Linked DNA regions of Homo sapiens: region 2 is linked to region 1. A link is a loop called in an ENCODE intact Hi-C map of the cell type or tissue named here. Cell type or tissue: heart right ventricle. All regions are shown on one strand. Links, peaks and the distances in the headings refer to the core of each region. The heading gives the core; the rest is flanking DNA.

Evidence for each region. Hi-C counts contacts between places; a loop is a spot of excess contacts. Peaks named below come from ENCODE experiments on the same cell type or tissue, not always from the same donor. Only the 100,000 strongest peaks of a DNase experiment are listed, where the experiment ranks them.
Region 2: it touches region 1 in a loop (2.5-fold over the local background); 1 of 110 quality-filtered maps calls a loop at or near these places.

Annotation. Positions count from the first base shown.
Region 1 is chr7:50,723,888-50,734,811 of GRCh38, forward strand. It overlaps GRB10 (growth factor receptor bound protein 10), which reads right to left. Exons shown (of 19, transcript NM_001350814.2): 4 at 8,385-8,481. The coding sequence starts at 8,435. Among named protein-coding and RNA genes, the nearest start is that of GRB10, 54 kb to the right of the region's middle. RefSeq lists an enhancer at 2,452-2,621. In heart right ventricle, for the core only: no CTCF peak of the experiment used is centred there; DNase peaks (open chromatin) are centred at 4,594, 5,964 and 7,094; H3K27ac peaks cover 4,412 bases.
Region 2 is chr7:51,128,736-51,139,659 of GRCh38, forward strand. COBL (cordon-bleu WH2 repeat protein) reads right to left here. Exons shown (of 13, transcript NM_015198.5): 6 at 7,423-7,596. Among named protein-coding and RNA genes, the nearest start is that of COBL, 180 kb to the right of the region's middle. RefSeq lists a silencer at 1,824-2,045. In heart right ventricle, for the core only: no CTCF peak of the experiment used is centred there; no DNase peak of the experiment used is centred there; H3K27ac peaks cover 2,673 bases.

The DNA of each region.
Region 1 (10,924 bases), core at 3,049-8,048:
ACACTGAGAGCTACAGAGGGACCCACAGGCACCCTCCAACCTTCACGCCCTAGTGCAGTGGCAAGGAGCTGGTTAAGGACGGTTAGCAAAAGCACAGCGGAGTCACATCAGGCCTATAGGGAAGAGTGGACAACACAGTGGGAGGGCACAGATGCTGTCCCCCATGATCCGCCACTGGCTGGAGGCAGTGGACTCGCACGTTCCAGCAGCGCCTGAGGAAATCTCACCATGCACAAATGACACACCAAGGCCACAATGGGTCATAAACGCAAAGCTTCAACTTTGCAAACTGGAGCTGCCAAGGACAGAAAAACCACAGGCATGACTGTGATATCCTGAGATAGCCAAGACTAGTGCTTCAGGAGCCACCTGCGGGGAAGAAGCAGTTTTTGCTGTCCCTGTCAACCTGTCAAGCACGGATACTTCACAACTCACATAGCAATGAATTGCCAGAAAGTAAAATAAAACAAAAATACGATACACACCCACATTTTTATTCTTAAGTTCAACATTCAAATTGCTATAAAATCTCTAAACACATTTTCTCAATGTCTCTACTTATCATGAACTGGAAATAAACACGACCTGGGACACAGCAGTGGGTGCATGAAGAGACCTTCCTTCAAAAAAGTCAACATTGTGCTACAATGAGGGATGGGAGGATGGGTCCTGAAGGGAGAGCGTGAGCCGCCCAGCTCTGAGCTGGTCAGTCTCATCTGAAGTGTTGATTAGTTCTGGTCCTTCCCCTTGAAGAGGGCTAGGCAAGACAGGAGAAAGGAAACAGGAAAAAGTGCCACAAACCCCGACAAAGGAAGGATGCCTGAAGGAGCTGGGGGCTGGCTGGGTAATGACACATAACTTCAAACGCAGAGAGACGGAAGTGATTTGCTCTGCGTTACTGACAAGGCCAGAAGGGAGCACAGTCAATGTTACAGGAGGCCCATCTTCTGACCACAGATAAACAGCCTGTCCCTGAGGGTCATGAGTTCCCTTCCCTTTGGTAATCAAGTAATATGACTCTGTGCAAAGAAAACAGTTGAATCAAGGATTCATGCTCCAACCAGGTACGCCATGATGCCTTTCCAAGTCTGCGTGCGCTTGATACTGCCATCTCTCCTGGAAAAACACTCCCGGCAAGGTAGCTGTGCCTGCTGCCTGCTCTGCTGGTTACCTGCCTGCTGCCTGCCCTACCTGCTGTAATGGCGACTGATATGGTTTGCATTTGTATCCCCGCCCAAAATCTCATGTCCATCCCCAAGGTTGGAGGAGGAGCCTGGTGGTAGGTGACGGGATCACAGGGGCAGATGTCCCCCTTGCTATTCTCATGACAGTAAGTTGCCACGAGACCTGGTTGTTGGAAAGTGTGTAGCACCTCCCCTTTTGTGCTCTTTTCCTCCTGCTCCAGCCACGTAAGACTTGCCAGCTTCCCCTTTGCTTCTGCCATGATTTTAAGTTTCCTGAGGCCTTCCAGCCATGCTTCCTGTACAGGCTGCGGAACTATGAGTCAATTAAACCTCATTTCTTTATAAATTACCCAGTCCCAGGCAGTTCTTTATAAGCGGTGTGAGTGTGGACGAATACAGTGACACACACACAGCAGGTAAGTTTTGGTTTTTGTAGGTCTAGTAGAAACTTTGACACTTTACAACAGAAAAGGCAACCATCTGGTCTCATAAGTAAAACAAAAACAAAGACTTTGATAAGTGATTTCACAGTAGCTTCTGGGCAGATAGATGGCAAAGGGAAAGTTGATTACTAACATTGAACTTTCATGGGATGGAAAATTAAAAGAACACAAATATTTCTGTGGGGATTTAACCCCCATGATAAGTAGGAGGAAAACAGAAGTGGGATATAGGTATCCCTGATTAGATATGTCCTTCTAAAAGGCAGTGCAAAGTCATAGACCAATATTGTGTTCTGCTCCTCCACTGCTTATGAAATCTTATGAAAAAGATAATCAACTCTAGCACCCCCAATCAAATAGATATCTGCACAGCCAAGCACACGGTGCCAAGGAAAAACCAGACAGTGGAATGGTTAAGGACATAGGCTTCAGGCTTGACCCCGTACGCCTGATCCCTGATCTATCCCATTACAAGCTGTGTGACCTTGGGCAACTTACCAATATCTGCAAGCCCTGGTTTCCTGGAAAAAAGAAATAGAAAAAATAACACATCCAGAATATTTGCCACAGTACCAGAGAGAGGATAAAAATAACACAGGCTGGGTGCAGTGGCTCACCCCTATCTATAATCCCAGACCTTTGGGAGGCAGAGATGGGCAGACTACTTGAGACCAGAAGTTCAAGACCAGCCTGGCCAACATGGCGAAACCCCATCTCTGCTAAAAATACAAAAATTAGCCAGGTGTGATGGTGCATGCCTATAATTCCAGGTACTCGGGAGGCTGAGGCAGGACAATCGCTTGAACCCGGGAGGTGGGGGTTGCAGTGAGCTGAGATTGGGCCACTGCATTCCAGCCTAGGTGACAGAGTGAGACTCTGTCTCAAAAAAAACAAAAAACAAAAATAATACATAGAAAATATGTGATAAATATAGTTGTTTATATTATTCAAAAAAAATCAGACTTTAAGCCCATACTTGAGGATGATGATGTTTGAGAAGATTTAGGCATTAAAAAGAAAAGCACTGAGAATAAATATATACATATTTATGTATTTTTATTTCCATTTATTTACTTATCTGTCATATTTCATTGATTTTAAGACATGCCCCACTCCCCATTTTAACATTTTAAAAATGCAAACACCTTACGATCAGCACACATGACACATTTAGGGACAATACATAATAATCTTTATTTCAACTGAAAAGCTGTTGTTAAAACTGACTTATGGCATTTCATGATCAAAGAAATTCAATAAGTCCAAAATTGCAGGATACAAATTCTATGTTTTATTATAATAATTCTGAGGAGGAGATTTTGGCATTTGGACAAAAACTTGTTCTCCTCAGTCTCACCAACATTAAACATAAACACACTTCACAGAGACGAATGTACCTCTGTTACTCAGTAGGAGAGATGGTCTTTTTCTGCTTTGATAATCTCATCTGCAAAGGGGAGAACATGAAGGTCCCCACCGCGTAGCATTGGCAGGAGAGAAAATCCAAGTAAAGTCCTCAGCATGATGACCAGCATATAGTAAAAACCTCAGTTTTCTCATTTATAAAATGGGTATCATGAAGGTACCCAATTCACAGAGTCGGTGGAAGGCTGAAGACAAGGGAAGTAAACAGGAAGAGCTTAATCTTTTCCCCACTGCCAGCCTCTGAGTGGTCAGCTTGCAGGCTGTCGAATATGTTAGTTTTACAGTTCTAGCAGGAAATGACATGGGATGGGGGATTAATCACCCTCCCCTCTACTTGTCTGCACAAAGCACACCACTGACAGCATCCCAGGTCATGGTGGCCCATGGTTGGTTGTTGTACCTGTCTGTCTCCCTCCAGGGCTGGGAGCTCCCTGCAGGCAGGGTTGACATCTTGTTCACCTGGTACCCTAATACCCAGCCATGGTCTGCCAATCAACTGTTCATAAAATGGTAAGCGAACAAACAAATTAGTCAAAGTTACTTAGAACATTTAAAGAATAGAGTTTTCAACTGATTCTGTTAGTTACAGAAAGTGTAAACTATTTACTAATATGTAATTAACTACCTAGGATTTAAATAAATAAAGCCAGTTAACAGCAATTTGCCAGATCAATGAAAAGTATTTTCCCAAACCAAATGCCATCTATTTGTTTTAAGTGAATATTCACATGATTTTAAAGACTTAAAAAGATTATAATCTCAAATTTACATAAGTATCGCACAAATCACTTAAAAAAAAAAAACTTACATTCTTAAAAATAATTCTACACTCTAAAACAAAAAAATCACATACCAGCTCATCCAAACAGTGGCTCACATTTAACAGGGTCTTTTGTGTGCTAAACACAATGCCAAAGTTTATATAAGTGTCTTCCAATTTTCACAATGACGCTGAAAACAGAAGAAATGTGGAGAATTTAAACACCATGCCTAAAGCCATGCAGGTGAATAGTAGTCAACACACTGCCTGTTTTACCTCACAAAATATCTCCATAACATAGCTGCTGTTCCTAAGTTCAGAATCATAACCTTAAATGACTTGGAAAACCATTTTAGGTAAATGTCCTATCAGCTGGAACAGTCAAATAAAATTTAAAGAGAGACATTTCAAATGATCTTCGTAACTTCCCACCTCAAGGGTTAAGAGTGGCAGGTACTATCAACAAATTTCTTAAAGAAAATGTAGTCTAATAAAATGTTCTTTAGCCAAAGTATGGGGGGGGGGTGTAGTACTTAAAAATGAAAAACTACAGAATCACTCTTTCACTAAAAATAATAATAATAATAACAACAGTGACAGACTTTGGGAATGGAATTCATTTCCAGGAACTGAGCCCAAATCAACTCTCGGAGATGATGTCATCTTTCAGCTCCTCCACGCACTGCCAAAAGATTAAGGAATCTAGGGCACCCAACAGAAAATCCAAAGCTGTATGTGATCAGCAGATGAAGTCTCATCTGAGGACTGTTTCTAACCCAGAAAATGGGGAGGAGATGAGCTGATACAAGGAGGCCCCCTTGAGCCTCTGTCCATCCAAAAAGGTTCATTCTAGCAGTCAGTGTCCCAGAAAAAACTTTCTTCTGTAAAGGGTCAAACACTACCCAACTCTGCTGATGGGGCTTGGAAGCAGCCACAGACAATACAAAACCCAATGGCCAAGTTCCAATAAAACTTTAATTTTATTTTTTGAGACCGGGTCTTGCTCTGTCGCCCAGGCTGGAATGCAGTGGCACGATCTTGGCTCACTGCAACCTCCACCTCCTGGGTTCAAGCAATTCTCCTGCCTCAGCTTCCTGAGTAGCTGGGATAACAGGTGTGCGCCACCACGCCTGACTAATTTTTGTATTTTCAATAGAGACAGGGTATCCCCATGTTGGCCAAGCTGGTCTCGAACTCCTGGCCTCAAGTGGTCCACCCGCCTCTGCCTCCCAAAGTGCTGGGATTACAGGCGTGAGCCACCAAGACCAGCCTCCAATAAAACTTTATCTGCAAAAGCAGATTGCAGTTCGTCAAGCCCTGCACTAGAAGAGTAGGTTCCCCGCCTGAAGCTTCAGGGACACAGCACTGAAATGGAACCACAACACACATCTTGTGGTGTCCTGGGGCTGGACAGCGTGTATGTGCACTAATGCTGTTGCCATTATCTCCACCAAAAGCTGAGGCTCTGCAGGGCAGGATGGCAAGGAGAGTTTCTAAGATGGCTCATTTCTAAGCATGATTGTTTTTAATTCAGAAATCAGAAAACTATGAAAATAAAAACATTGCTTTTGGAAATTCAACAGTAAATTTAATCACCTACATAAAATTCACATGCAAGTTGTTTCATTTCTAATGCTCAGTTCAACATTGTGTACGGAAGTTTGTAGCCAAGCACATTTTATTTCCTATTTTGCATTTTTCTGAAAGATAATAAATGTTGCTTTTATTTACCATAATTTTGTCATAGGTGCATAATTCCTTCTTCAAAAGCCTGGAGGCTGGACATGGTTAAGAATTAAGAGTTTTGGGGAATGGAGAATGATAACACAGTGTCCACATCAATGAACACAGATGTGCAGGGCCCAGAGGGAGCTCCATAAACCCCATCCCACTTCCCAGGCAGACCCTGTGTTCGGCAAAGCTCTGGACTCTGCCGTGGCATAATAAATGAGGAAATTTCTTGCTTCAGACCTTTTGATTTTAAAAATGGCAGACAATGAGCTATAGGACCCTACTAACGGAGCCCCCCCCGAAGACCAAGGCAGCCGGCCCTCTCTCCCCCCGTTGTCCCATTTTATTTGCTTCAGAATTAGTATCATTATTCACAGCTATCTCACTTGCCAGTTGTTCCATGTCTGTCTCCTCCACTGGAATCCAGGAGCCCCAAAGATCTGTCTGCCGAGCTCAAAGCTGGCTCCCTAGCCCAAAACATGTGCCTGGTACCTGGCTGGTGCTCTATCAAAGAATTAAAGATCACAGCCCTTGACTCAGCTTCTAAAGGATGACCAGGCGCCGGGTAATTTAGACATATTTCCTCTAATCCCTGCTACAACCCAGATACCACTAACCCTTTTCTACCAAAACTTCGGTATGGAAACTGCGGTAGGGAAAGTTGCAGGATTTCTCCAAGGTCAGAGAATTATGATGTGTCACATTCTAAAGGAAAAACTTAAGTCTTAAAAGTGAAGTGGGTCATCCCCAACCTTGCCAGAACCCCTCCCCAACTGCTGCCCTCCAACAGCAGGATGATTAAATGCATACAGTAATTTTGGTGCTTCTGTGCATATTTTAAAAATCACATCAGTGACTCACGGACTGAACCATCTATCTAATCCAAGCCACTGCTGCAAGTGAACAGCTAGAATTAGAAAATTATTTGTATGTTGAAGGTTTTAAGAATAAATTTTTCTCTATAAAACTCTGGAGATTTATCTAATTATTATAATATAATTACGACTGCTCAAGACTGGAACCCATTGTAAATCATCCCATATTCTGAGAAATTCTGGAACTGTCATCTTATTTTCCAGGAACAAGGGACATATGCCGCCAAGTCTTGCTGTCAAATTTTTTAAAGAGTAAGACAGTGCTTTCAAATGGCCCTGAGAAGCAATGAGTATTTCCTCAAAGCATGACAGCACATAGCAGGGAAAGCCCACCCTTCCTTCCTGACTTCCTGGCTCCAGGAAAGCAGCCTGGGGCATCGGTGACTACAAACACCTAACAAGGCCATCAAGGGAGGAACTGACACAGCTTGTAAGTCTGCCACTTCTGTAGGTACCAGCAGGAAACTGGAAATGCCAGGAAGGGAAGGGAAGCTGACAGAACCTCTGTGGCCATTATCTGGCCCTAAAAGCCTATTCTATACCCAGCCGAGGACAGCACTACGAAAATGACCTCAAGAGAGACTTTCCCTTGGGGATGTTCTTTGAGCTCACTGACTGCACTCTCTTGGGACTGAGTAGGAAGTGGCAGGCAGGGGTGAAGGGTGCAGTCGGGCCCGGACAACTAGCTAACACTAACTGGCCACACGAGAACTGGACTTGTGACCTGTGGGTGCAGCACAGAGCTTTAATCAATGGGGGGAGGCAACCACAGCCTCTTTAAGAACAAGAAGACAATTATGCAGAGGGAGAGGCAGATGCCTGTTCCAGAGCTCACAAACTACACAGACTCAGGGGTCACCACCAAACTTTGCAGTTCGCTAAGGTTTTAATCCTCTTTTCTGGCTTGTAACCAATTTTGGCTTTGTGTCACATTCGACGATTAGAATGAACGGTATTCCTAATCTTCAGCCTTTCTTCGAAGGCTTGCTTCACTTAGATACCAAAAAAAAAAAAAAAATGTTCAAAGGCATCTTTTTGCAGCCATAATGCTGTAGGCAATTTCTCATCACAGTAGCTAAAAAGAGACTTCACAGACTAAGAGAGAAAATAAGTTCAAAGAAGTGCAAAAAGCTGACCACAGCCTGAACATATAAAAGGACTTCCAAACCTAGGACTGCTCCAGCCGAAAAGTCACAGGCCTGGGAGAGATGGTGTAAGTACTTCCAATGACAAATCACGAGTAAGGATGAACCAGGATTCGCGAATCAAATCTAAAGAACCAAAGACCATCCCCTAACAATGAATCTGTCTACACCAAGTGAAAGTTCAAATAAAATCTGTTTCAGAAGATGAAGGGAACTTGCAGATGAAACTGTTCTAGCAGCCCATGAAGAAGAGCTAGAGAAAGTGAAGGAACAGAAATGAACTTGTTCTCCCACAAAATTCCACCTAGGGCTCTCAGGAAAGGAAAGAGCCAATCTGTGGAGAGGACTCCCTCTAGAACATCTGTTAAGACACCAAGCCCTTTCTCCTTCCCACTCCCTCACGCGTGAGCACATGTGTCCAGGTGAATGTCCCGACAACCACCATCACTGCAGAACCCGTCATCAGGAGTGTCTGGCCCGACCCAGAAGGTGAAAAACACAGTGAGTGCTTGCTTCATTCCAAACACGGAAGCCCGGCTCTCAGGGGGCAACTCTGTACTACAACCAAACTCTTTTAGAAAAGTACGCACAGTCAAACGGGAATATGACCACGCTATCTTACAAGGCAAAGCAAGACACAGAAGACCGAGGCAGAAAGGGCAGTGGGCCTCTGCACCATGGGACTTGTCACCAGCCCCTGCTCCAGCGTGTCCTAGTGACCTGAGAGCTACAGAAACGATCCATGGCTGCTGGCGACATGTGTGCCCTGGCCCTCGACCAGCACCATCGGGCCAGGATCAGATATATGTGCTCGCCCATACCTGGTAGTACGGATGGTGCAAAAAGGAATCTGGGCAGCCGGCTAAAGCCATGGGTTCCTTCTGCCTTCTTCAAATTACATTTACTGCGCTGCAGCACCTGGAATAAAGACAGACTGTGAGAAGCCAAGCCAGAAAAAAAAAAAAAAATCCACTACTTATGGCTGGTTCAAGTGTGACATGTCTGAATGGGCAGCTCTTGGTCTTAGCTTGTAGGTTCAGTAAGGACACTTGCTCGGGGCACCAGCTTTTTGCTGACATGCAGAGATGGTCCCCAACTATGGTGCCCTGAGAGGTCATCTGTGAGGTCAAAAGTCTGTGGGGTAGAAGGGTGCCCAGAGTGGTGAGGGTGACATCAGACCCTCTAAATTTAACTCACACATTCCCAGCACTCTCCTGCACTGCCTCACCCTTCTTCCCTATACCATCTATTAACACCCTGCAAACTTCATCAAGCTTTCGCAAATAGGGATTCAGACAAATTCCAAAGAAGCCCAGAAGGGGTTGTGTGTGTGTGTTTGGGGACAGGACCACAGAACATCATTTGAGTGAACACTAGCTCCACAAGCCATAGAACAAATCGGAATTCTCAGTGGACATCCAACCTGACAAACTCATTACATACTCTCCCCTGTGGGCCACGGCACCTAGTACCGAATAAAATGAGGGATATTAATTCTAACAATCAGAATAACAACAACAAAAATCAAGACAAGACCCTGTTATGGGATGAACTGTATCCTCCCAAAGTTCCTAAGCTGCAGCCCTAACTCCTAGTACCTCAGAATGTGACTGTATTTGGAAGGAGGGTCTTTAAACACGTCACTAAGTTAAAATGAGATGATGAGGGTGGGCCCTAATCCAATACAAGCGGTGTTTTTGTAAGAAGAGAATATTAGAACACAGACTTGTACAGAGAGAAGACCATGTCAGGACACCTTGAGAAAATGAACATCTGCAAGCCAAGGAGAGAGGCCTCAGGAGAAACCAAATCGGCCGATACCTTTGATCATGGACTTCCAATATCCAGACTGCGGGAAATGGATTTCTGCTATTTAAGTCCCCTCGCCCCCTCCCCAGTCTGTGGCACTTTGTTATGACAGCCTTACTAAACTAACACAGACCCAAAATATAAAATCACTAGGGAATTCTCATCACAGCTAAAAGGAACAGAAGCATCCCAGATCTGTAAAATTTACTACCAACCATGTTTTCTGCAAGAGTTTCTCTAGAATCCCTCAAATCACCAAAGAACGCCCCAGAACACTTTGCTGGGGCTGAAAGGAAGCAGTCAATAGCAGTGGAAGTACTGGCACAATGAAGGGAGCAGGTCCATGACCTGGCTCAGACGTCCCCAACCTACTCAGTGAGAACTGTGCCCGCATCCACCCTTCACCTCTGCCATGATCAGCAGCCCCAAGGCCTCAGCCTTCTCCGGCTCACAGTCAGCCTGTCCTCGGGGTAGCTGGTGTTACACGTCAACAGTCCAGGCTCTAATTCCCAGTCACTTAGTCAAACACCAGTCTGGCTATTGCCATGAAGGTATTCTGTAGGTGTGGTTAATGTCTACAGTTACTTGGCTTAAAGGAAATGACCCTTAACAGAGGCATTACCCAATCCACAGAAGGCCTTGAGAGCAAACACTGAGATTTCCTAGAGAAACAAGAATTTAGCTTAAGACTGTAGCAAACTCCTGCTTGAGTTTCCAGCCTGCCTGCTCTGCAGATTTCAAACTTGCAAGTTCCTTAAAATAAATCTTTATATATTGAATACATATGAATATAAATATTTATATATTTAAACATATATTTATTTATTTTCATACACATATCGGTTTGGGTTCACTGGACAGGCCGTCACCCCTAGCCGTTGAGGTGGATCAGTGCCCCAAATCATTTGCTGCCAGATCGCAGGACCATGCCTGGATGTCTCCTGCGGGCAGCCAGGCGGCCTCTGCCTTCCACACCAGCAAACACACTCTTGTGCGACTCCTCACTCTCTACCTCACCCCACCACCTCCCATGTCCTAGCCCCATCTCTAAACACTCTTTCTGCCTTCTCCCCTAACTGCAAGGACCTGTTTCTCTCCCCTTCGCCCACATCTCTGAGGGCCTGGGAGAGGAAGGAGTGTCCTCTTGGCCACCTTGCCCGCTGGGTGACAGTTCTGCCACATCCCACCAGGCTGCCCACACCCCCCACGCACGCCGCACGCCTCCCTGCTGTGGTCATCTCCCAGTCTCCCAGCTCATCCGTGGAGACTCACTGGCCCTCACTAATATGCCTTCTGGAATTCCTGGATGTGTTTGACATATAGAAATATGTTCTTATTTTCTCCCTGAAGTTTCAAACTTAATGTGTGTTAAGACTGTCAAAAATATCACTTAATATGCCAATTTTATTACCTAAATATCACCTTTGAAAGTATTTGCCAAAGGAGATGGCTTCTCCGCCAGGAAAATGTGTGTCCCATAAGCCCAGTGGAACAGTTTCCTTGGGACAAGTAAACTATAGTTAGATACAGTAAGAGGGCTGGGCTATCTCTG
Region 2 (10,924 bases), core at 3,713-8,712, 410 kb after region 1:
AAGACAGTGCTGTGCCATGCACCCCCATGTGCTCTGGCCCTCCTAAGGGCGGGTGGGCAGGTGCCTCCCTGGCCATTCCAGCAGCAGCAGCAGCAGCTCTGGTCTGAGAGGTGGCATGCAAACTGCAAATGGGCCTGCTTGTGCCCTTACTCCTACCTGTGCCCAGACAGACTGTCCCTGCCCGACCTCGCACTGAGGGAAATAAGATCGTTCTCTAGCTCTGGCACTCGCACTTTTCATGGCCCATTTACAACTCTTTTTCTTAGTGAGGAGTAAATATTCCAAGTCCTCATCAAAGTTGCCATGACTTATTCCTTAAATTCTGTCACATCCTTGAGGAAAGCAATTCTTTCGCTATTTGCGCACATTTTGAAATCATGCTTTTTTCACTGAGAAACTGTGTTAGTCCCTTCAGGCTGCCATAACAAAATACCATAGATTGGGAGGCTTATAAACAACAGACGCTGATTTCTCACAGTTCTGGAGGCTGAAGTCCAAGATCATGGTGTGGACAGACTTGTGTCTGGAGGGCCGGCTTCCTGCTTCAGAGGGCGCCTTCTTGCTTTGCGCTCACATGGTGGAAGGGGCGGGGGAGCTCTCTGGGCTCTCTTTTATAAGGACACTAATCCCATCATGAGGTTCAACCCTCATGACCTCATCACTCCCCAAACATTATCATGTTTGGAGTTAGGATTCTGACATCTGAGTTTTGGAGGACGCCAACATTTAGAGCACAGCAGAGATGACCCACACATGTTTGGTAAATAAATCATGTACACGTAAAGTAAGTTCATATAAATATTTACTGGTTTAATGAGCACAGTGTTAGACACTGTAGGTGTGTCAGGGAACACAGAATTCCTGGCTTCCTGAGCTTAGTCTGGCAGGGTCTGAAAGAAACCTGAAACCAGGGAAGGGGGCAGTTACCAGAGGGTGGAGGTGGCCAGCGAGACTTCATGGATGCAGTGACTGCCAAGCAGGGTCTGGTGCAGTGAGGAGGTGAACAGGATGCTAGGGAGAGGCAGGTGAAAGGCTCTGCTGGGTGTGGGGAGAAGCAGGAGAGATGCAGCTGGCACAGTCAACTGTGACGTGAGGCCAGCAGAGGCTTTAAAGCATGACATGACCCTGTCTCTGTTTAGATACCTGTTGCTCTAGCGAAGGTGTAAAGAAGATTCTCCAGGGTAGAGGAGCATGAGCAGAAGCAGGGTCTAGTTAGGAAGCCAGTGCACCAGGAAACATCTCAGAGGGGCATGGGAGTGCTTGAGCCCGGGAGTGCAGGTGGGAGCAAAGGGAAATGGCTGGATTCTGGATACACTTCAAAGGAAAACAGGCAGGATTCCCTGACAGGTTGATGTGGTTGATGTGTACAAGAAGAGACACCATCAAGGTGGGTCTAAAGAGTCTGTCCTCATCATCTCATACTCTGGGTGAGCCCAGATGATCCTCCCCTCCTGAGCGCATGGTAAACTGAAGGACTCTCTCTACTTTGCTGAGCCTCAGCCGACCTGAGTCCTTCCTTCCGAACAAAGCACTCCAGGAGGCCAACTGGCTGAGGAGTGGCCATGAGACACACCCGGCAAAGATCAGAGCCCTCTAATTAGTGTGAAAAGTAATTTTTCAATGTCTCCAAGCATCATCCACTTTATCAGTAACCAATTCACCACCACCACAAGCCATGTGATAAGAAACAGAAGGCAGACTTCACTCCAGGAGAAGGACAGCAGGAAGAAGTCTGCAAAGATGAGTATTGCAATGACCTCAACACCACAGCTCACAGAGATGGGAAATAAGAATGCTCATTTTAATAAGCAAAAAATATCAGGCCTAAATGCAGAGAGGACACTTGAGTCTGGCATCCATTGGCCAAGTGGTCTGCAGCCCAGCTCTCAGGGCCTTCCCAGTACAGGGGCTGCCAGGACCTGCCTCCCCCTGGGTGTCCTCTCTGCGGAACAGGATCAAGAACACACCAGAGTGACTGATGATGATCAAATGGACACTTCAGTTCTTGATGAAACGTGTCTTTGGGAGTCTGGTCAGCATAGTTTTATCACTTCCTGTATTATTCTAGTTACCAGATCCAGGAAATGGAACTTCAAGTAATAATGCTTTCCATTAAATGTCTAACATACACAGATCGTCCTCAGTCTTCACACAGTGTGAAATACTATCTTTTTATGTATACACTGTGCTGAGATATTAGAGTAATAAATACCAATTCATGCTTTCAAGTGCAAGGCCTTGTGCATAGCAGTTATTCAATATTCATTGAATACACAAGCAAATTTTTCATAGAAAAGTCTATTTTGGGTTATACTAATAACTGATCATAACACAGCCTCCATCATCACTTATTTTAATGGCCAACCATCACTAGCAATTTCAGTCCCAATGCAATAATCTTGAGATCACAGAGAAACAGACTTCTCAAGTTGGAATTTTATAGTGTTGAACATAATAAAAGCAATAATTCAAATAATAGTGAAAAAAGAAAGCTGGAATAACTTTAAAATATTTTTGAATTACTTGTCAATTACAATAAAAATGGATTTATAGTTGTATCTGCACAAAAGTAAGCATATAACTGTATATTGACTGAATAAATGAATAACTATGTATTATATATTTGTGGATAATGAAAACTAAAATTAGATAACACAGATTAGTAAACTTCCACAAGTTACTTATTTTTAATCACTTAAATGAAATACCAAAAAAGTTTTAAAAACCTGCTCTGTAACATGCCAGGTATTATACAAAGAAAGATGCCAGCAAGAATAATATAGAGTATTGTGTCAATCTTTAATAGGTAAACTGAGTCCCCTACACAAGGGTGTCTTGACAGTAATTGATTCTTCTTCTTTTTTTTTTTTTTTTCTGAAATGGAGTTTCACTCTTTCGCCCAGGCTAGAGTGCAGTGGCACGATCTCGGCCCACTGCAACCCCCACCTTCCAGTTTCAAGTGATTCTCCCGCCTCAGCCTCCCAAGCAGCTGGGATTACAGGCATCCGCCACCACGCCCAGCTAATTTTTGTATTTTTAGTAGGGATGAGGTTTCACCATGTTGGCTGGGCTTAACTCAAACTCCTGACCTTGTGATCTGCCCACCTTGGCCTCCCAAAGTGCTGGGATTACAGGCATGAGCCACCATGCCCGGTGATTTTTCTTCTTAAACAGAAGCTATCAGGACTGAAAGGGATGAGCAACTCTCTTCTCTAGAATCCTCAGAAGGTATGGAATAGTGAGTAGGGTGTTTGTAGTTTGTGGCTGAGAAGGGAAAATACCACCAACAGAGGAGAGGATGCTGGTATTGTTTAACAGAATGAACCTGCTGCAGCGCCTTGGTGATTTTTTAATTGTACATTTGGTATTTGCAGCAACAGCAAATTTGATTTTTAAATATAATCTGCTACTTGGTTAACACAGAACCCCGGCTGGGGCCATGGACCCTTCATTCCCTCTGCCCAGCCCTCCCTGCTTTAGGCATGCTGGCTACTTCTGTCCCCCACTGCACTGTGGCCAGCTCTCATCTCCCAGCTTTATGCAGAGCACACACCTAAGGACACAAGGCACAGAGAAGGGTGATCTCATCCAAGCTCCCATTTCTACTGCTGGCCAAGCTGGGATCGGAACCCAGGCAAATGCCATGAGATCTATGTCTGATCACTACAGCAATCACTGGCTAGTGCTGTTCTTACTGTTCCCATTTTACAGAGGAAACTGAGGACTGGAGATAAGCAGAGGGATGCCCACCCAGGCATCTGTGTTGACAGCCCCTACTCACAATCTTAATCCTGGCTCAAGAGCAGAACAAGTGAGGAAACCATGAGCAAATAAGAGGAAAACAAACTCTCCTTCGGGATGGGTTACTAAAGACTTGGTGTGTTAGTCAGTCTGTGTTGCTCTAAAGAAACACCTGAGACTGGGTAATTTACAAAGAAAAAGGGTTTAATTGGCTCATGGTTCCATAGACTGTACGGGAAGCAGATGCCAGCATCTGCTCACCTTCTGGTGAGGCCTCAGGAAGCTTTTACTCATGGTGAAAGGCAAAGGCGGATTAGGCATGTCACATGGTGAGAGAGGGAGCAAGGACGGAGGGGCTGCCACACACTTTTAAACAATCAGATCTCAGGTAAACTACCAGAGAGAGAACTCACTCATCCCCATGGGGATGGCACCAAGCCATTCATGAGGGATCCATCTCCATGACCCAAACACCTCCCACCAGGCCCCACCTCCAACTGGGATCACATTTCAACATGAGATTTGGAGGGGACAAACATCCAAACCATATCACTCAGTATAGGAAGGGGGCTCTAACCCAAATGCAAGAGCAGCGAGCAAGAATTCCAGCAGCTGCCTAGGGTCCAGGACAAAGGGAGAGTTCACCGTCTCTACACAGCACGATGGTGAGAGGACAGTGTGGGCCCCAGGAGATGAAGCAGGAAGAAAATCCTGTGCAGAACAGACAATTCGTCTGTCCTCCCAGATGAGGGTTCCCTGGGTCCCAGTGAGAAGGAGTGGACGCTACTGATGTGTTTTAACACATAACTTTAGGCCTAAGCTAACTTTATGGAAAACTGCATATAATTATTATTCTACAGCACAGATGGATTCATTTTGAGGTAACTTTCCTACTGAAGAATCTCTTAGCAGATCTGTTGCCTTTGAGTAGTCAAAATTCAGAGCCAGCAGCTGAGGGAGGTAGTTTGCTATGAAGGGGTGGTTCTCAAAGTGGGGTTCACCGGAGCGGCAGCACTTAAGATGCAAATGTTCAGGCCCCATCCAGACCTACTGAATCAGCGCTCAGGTGGGGCCCAGGAAAATGTGTTTTAACAAGCCCTTTGGGTGATCTGATGCCCGCTCAAGTCTCAGAAATCCTGAGAGCATAAGGTGCCTTAATGTGTACAATCAATCATTCTGGTCTGAAGTTTCCACATAATAAAAGCTGCATTCACAGTACTGTGGGAAGAGCCATGGGATCTGAGAAGAGCATTCGGTCACCTCCAGGCTCTAACACCTCTGGGAAAACCTCTTCAAAAAATACCTTTAGAAATAATAAACACACATGATCAAATTATGAATACATAATCAGGTGACAAATACTAACTATGGTTACAAATTTTAGAAAATTTTCAGATGAACTGGAGGATGGCTAATATTATCCCACCGTTAGGACTTGAAGAAGCAAATATTGAATTTTTTAAACTAGTTGATACAAAATAATATTTTAAAATATACAAATGTAGGCATTCTCATTTTCTTACAAACTAGTCATGTCCCTGAAAATGAACCTTTCCTCCTTGTTCAGGACACTGGTGTTAGTAACAGTTGCATATAAATAAGGCTTCCCAAACAAACATCTTATCTTTATATGGAAGGAAGTTCATGAAGAAGGAATTGACGTTCTTCCCCAACAACGACGACAATACATTTTTGGGTTCCTTTTCCAGAAATTAGTAAATAACAAAATACCTTTCAGTTTAAAAAAGCATGTTCATAGCAAATGCTTAAATCTAATCCATATGCCACTCATATGCTTAAAAAGGAAGATGGTTTCCATGAGCCAATTTCTCCACGCATTCTGTGCCAAATAAAACAGATTTCAGCAAAAAGCTTTTACTGCCTCAGAGGAAACTCTGTTCATTCTACAGGGTATAAAGTACTATTTATTTTTCATTCAGAATTCCCAATTCTCTACTTACTGCACATTTTCCCACTCAAGCAGGCTTTATCCACTGTGGGTAAGCACATTAAATGCAGAAAAATACAACATCTCTTCTGGGTGGAAGAAATTTTTAAAATGCTGGTACAGTTCACCATCTACATTTTATCGCATTAACAAAATACAATTCTTATTAAAAGAAAAAAGCTGACATAATATTGATCCTGGAAGTCATACTTTTTATTACTAACTAAAGAAACCTATCCTAAGCCAAAGCAAAAAGATATTCCCAGGGGCATGTAGCTGGGAAAGGCCAATGCTATCAATATGGTCTGCATATTATAAAAAAGTTCAGAATCTACATCCAAGCAAATTAATGAGACACACTGCAGAAAATCAGAAGAAATAGCTTTGTGTTTTCCATTTGCATCATCTTATCATGGATGCATACAACAAAAAGGTACCATTTGTGCCTAAATTTATTTTTATGAAAACACAGCTAATATATCATGAAGAACTCAAAATAAGTCAGTTACATTAGGATATATGTATACATTCCTTTTTTTTTTATTTTTTATTTTTGAGACAGAGTTTCTCTCTTGTCACCCAGGCTAGAGTGCAGTGGCGTGATCTTGGCTCACTGCAACCTCTGCCTCCTGGGTTCAAGCAATTCTCCTGCCTCAGCCTTCTGAGTAGCTGGGACAATAGGCGTGCACCACCATGCCTGGCTAATTTTGTATTTTTAGTAGAGACGGGATTTCACCATGTTGGCCATGGTTGGTCTTGAACTCCTGACCTCAGGTGATCCTCCTGCCTTGGCCTCCCAAAGCGCCGGGATTACAGGCGTGAGCTACTGCACCCGGCCTAGAAAATATTTAAGAGATGCAAAAATAAAAATATTTTCTTTGAAAATGTGTTCCACTACAGGCTTTTCAGATAGATTTTTAGGGATATGAAGGACTAAGGATGGAAGCAGGATGGTCTCTGAGACCCAGGGATAAAGAACAACCATGAAGGAACAGAGATGGATGACCAGAGGACCGACTTGCAAAAATAGATGGACAGACGGACATACCTGGACAGAACGACAAGCAGGCTGATAAGGAAATTACATGACATGTCAGGACCCCGCCATTTGGTATCTGCTGCTATAACTTTTTATCAAGATCCAGGGACCAAGCCTCACATTCAGGAGGCACAGACTTAGTTTTTAGGGTATTTTGAGAGCAAATGAGCAAAAAGGGGCTTTGAACCTAAAGACTAGCAGGGGCGTGACACTCTCAAACTATGCAACTGGGCTAGGCCACATGACACATGCGGCAAGAGTTAGGAAATAAAGTTCTGCCACAGAATGAATGGACTCTGAATTTGCTTTCTGTAAATGTTGGCATTTGTGGCATGCTGCCTCCACAGGAAGCTGGGATGCAGTCAGTCAGAAAAATCTCAGTCCAGGGAAGAAGACTGCATCCTTATCTTTACAGCTGCATGGTGGATCTGACATATTAGGGTATGTGGGGAGCAGGACTGGGCTGCTGGGTGTATCCTGACTGCCTTGGGGAACTCAGCTTCTCAGAGTTAAAATCATGAGCCCTTCCTGGCATCTTGCCTTTACTTTTAAATAAAGCTTAAATACTTGCCCCCAACACTCCAGTCGCTACAGCCACAAACATGAAGGATTACTGTGTTCCCAGGGAGCTTTGGAACAATCAACTGTGTCACTGAAAAGATGCTTTGGTTGTGAGAACAGCCCACTGCCCTACCTTTTCCGATGCCTTGTCTTGCACAGGTGGCCCTGAACCTGGAGGAGGAGGGGCTCGGCGCTTCTTCATCTCCGACTTCACGGACACCCCTGAGATGCTGCCCAGCGAGAGGGATGGACCCAGCGTAAGAGAACGTGAGTGCATGGATGGGGAGTTGGGGGTCGTTAAACAGCCCTGTTGGGGAAGAGACAAACAGAAAACCAAATCAGTATGAGATGACTTCTCCCCGTATGAATGCTCACATGAAGACAAAGTTCCAATCCGTCCACCTGAGCTTGAACGGCAGCTGTTTCTACAGTCAGCTTGAATGGTCTGAGCAAGCCCTGCCTGTAGCTTTCCAGGGAAAACTGGAGAAGATGCTGCAGGACAGACTCATGCTGTGAGGCTCCCTTTCTTAATCATGAAGGCCATGGCAGACTCTTTAAGCCATTAAGAGAACACTTAGCAGCTAGAATCATTTAAACTTCTTGACCAACCTGCAGGTGTGAACTGGCCTCCTTAAAACTTTAACCCATTGTCAGAATGAGCTCTTAGACACTAAAAAGAGGAAGGAACTGATCAAGAAATACATCTTCATGAGGAAGACACCAACAGTCTTGGTCATCTTGGGAAGTACTCCACTTGTTGCCAGGAGGGGGCTTATGTTTCTTCTAATTTTCAGAAGTTATGAAAACTGACAATGTGGTATAAGCAGTATGCTGTGAAGACTGTCTAGGACCATCAGTACCGTACTTAGTGACAGATACCCAATAAGCTGAAAGAAATACAAGCCAACACACTAATTGCTCTCAAGGGACAATTTCTACACCAGGCGGAGCAGGCTACAGGACACACAAACTTTTTGAATCTTTTTTCTCCCTAAGGTCTGCTTAATAGAATCATGTAAGTGCTAGTGCAGAAAGCATTCGGGGAACCAGCAGAACCAGCACTCTAACTTCAAACTGAAAACAAGATGGTACCATGCTGTGTCCTGGTGCCTCTTCTCTCCTAGCCCTGGCAGATCTTCCACCTGTTACCATGGACACAGTCAACACTGAGAGCCAATGCAGTATAGGGGTTAAGCCCACAGACCTTGGAGACACTACCTGGGTTTGATTCCTTCTTTTGACCTTAGACGAGGTATTTTTTGGTGTCAGGAGTAAGATACAAACCTTGGGCAAATTTTTAATTTCTCCCTACCCCAGTTTATCTCCTGTAAAACTGGGGTAAATAATAGTTCCTGCATTACAAAGCTATCATGTGAATCAAATGAGTGACTGGATGTAAAAGAGCTTGAAAGAGTTCTTGGCACATTGGCTGGGTGTGGTCATGCTCACCTTTAGTGCTAGCTACTTGGGATGCTAAGGTGGGAGGATCTCTTGAGCCTGAGTTTGAGGCTGTAGTGAGCCATGCTGGTGTCATTGGAAGACAGAGTGAGATCCCACTTCTTTAAAAAAAAAAAAAGGAGTTCTTGGCACAAAGTAAGTACCCAATATGTGTTAGCTATTATGATTATTACACTTGCTTGTTTGTATCTTTGTCTCCCATTAAGATGTGAACTCAATGAAGACAGTAATTATCACTGATTTTTACTGAGAACTGTATGTAATCCCAGCTCCAAACAGTTCCTGGTAGGTGGAGGGCCCTTCAGTCAACCTTCCTGAGACAATGAATAGACAGATGACCCTCTGGGTCACTATGCTTTCATATTTTACATAATAAGCTTGTGGGTAAGATTTCATTTGAACAACTAGTTCTCCATATTTAAAATGAAGATATAAAGGAAATCCATCATATTAAACAATAGCCCAGTATTATTTGTGCTCAGACACAAATGCTGTTGCTCTACCAGTTATACTATCATTTGTTTTCCTGAAAAAAAATTGAGTCACAGATTTTCTTGTGCTTAAATATTAAAGCCAAAGGACAAAGCACTCCATGAAGGCTGCTTTTTACGCCATTAGTGCTTCCCTGCAGACACTGAATATCAACGATGCCCGATGCTTTGGCTATCAGGTGCAGAGTTCCCATAGGAAACAGGTGACGGTGATATAACAGAAAAGAAACTAACACCCAGAACACTCGTCAATGCCTATTTAGGCTCCTACAGAAAAATGTAAATTGTTCCCTTGAGTCCTTGAGTTCTGCAGCCATCATAGTCATTACTAAGCAAATAAGCCATGCAAAATAAACTCTGCCTTACATCCACCTCCATGGCAACAGGGAGGACTCAGGGAGATGCAACTCAAGATTTATTTAACCCTGCAGGATCTAGAAGACTAAATGAAGCACAGGAAGCAAACCAGAGAAGGGATTTTGCTATTCACAGTTCTGGAGCTGGAAAGGTGTTTTGCTGGATGGCTGGTTTGTACAAACACCCCCAGATCCAGGGGGAATGCAAACCCCATCTTTCCTCATCAGTAGTCACTTAGCATATGGCCAGAGCATGGACACTGGGACCTTCCACACTGTTCTGTTTCCTCATCCATAACGTCTGCTGACAGTGACTGCACATGCACACACTCACGCACATGTGCACACACTCACAAACGTGCACTCACACATGTGAACACACATTTTGGAGGATGCTTAAAGCTGTGGTAGTCAAAGAACTACACACCTGTACCCATGCCACCTGCTATCTCTAAAGCACACATGCCCCATCTGACGTCCCAGAAACACGATGTCCATGGCAGTGCATTCCACAACCACATATCTAATTGCTTGTCTTCATTCCACCCTGTCTAGACATGGAACTCCCAGTTCCTCTTGTCCTCGGTCCTCACCACAACTATGCCTGCCTGACTGATCAATCAATACTGCTGTGAATCCACCTCTGTCCTGTAAGTGCCCTGAGCACTTAAGGAAGGTCTGTGCAGAATACTCCCTTAAAAGAACTTTACAGCCCCCTTCCATTTCATATTGATTTCAGGTTTTAATTCATAATTTTTTTTGCTGTCATAAGCATCCTGGACATTTTGCATTATCTATTTTTTAAGGTAAGGAATGGGAATAGACCCCATAAAGTAGGTACATCCCCATCTTTAAAATGGGGAAAAATCCATTTCCTTCAAAGTTGTTACAAGCATTAAATGAAGTAATTTAGATAAAGCACATTAGAAGTGTCTAATATATGTGGTTTCCTTCTTCTCTGATACCTATTTTGGGTGGCCATGACCTCATGAGGGCCACACTGAGATGACCTTGAATGGCAGAAAGTCAGAAGGCGGAAGTGCACCCCATCCCAGTCCTCCTAGAAGTTCTGATATTGATTATCTTCAGACAATGGGCTCCTCATGAGGCCTTCATCTGTGACTCTGGAACTTAACTGAATTTCAATAGAACAGATGATTTTTCTCCCCTAATTTGCTCTACACAATTAACAAATATCTCTTCCCACCTCCCACAATGCTCCCAAGGAGGTCGATTGCAGGGTCCAGTGGTCCTGAGCCACCAGACCCTCTTCTCAGTTCTGCTACTCAACAGTGTTTCTCAACCTTCAACCCATGGGAAGCCAAAAACT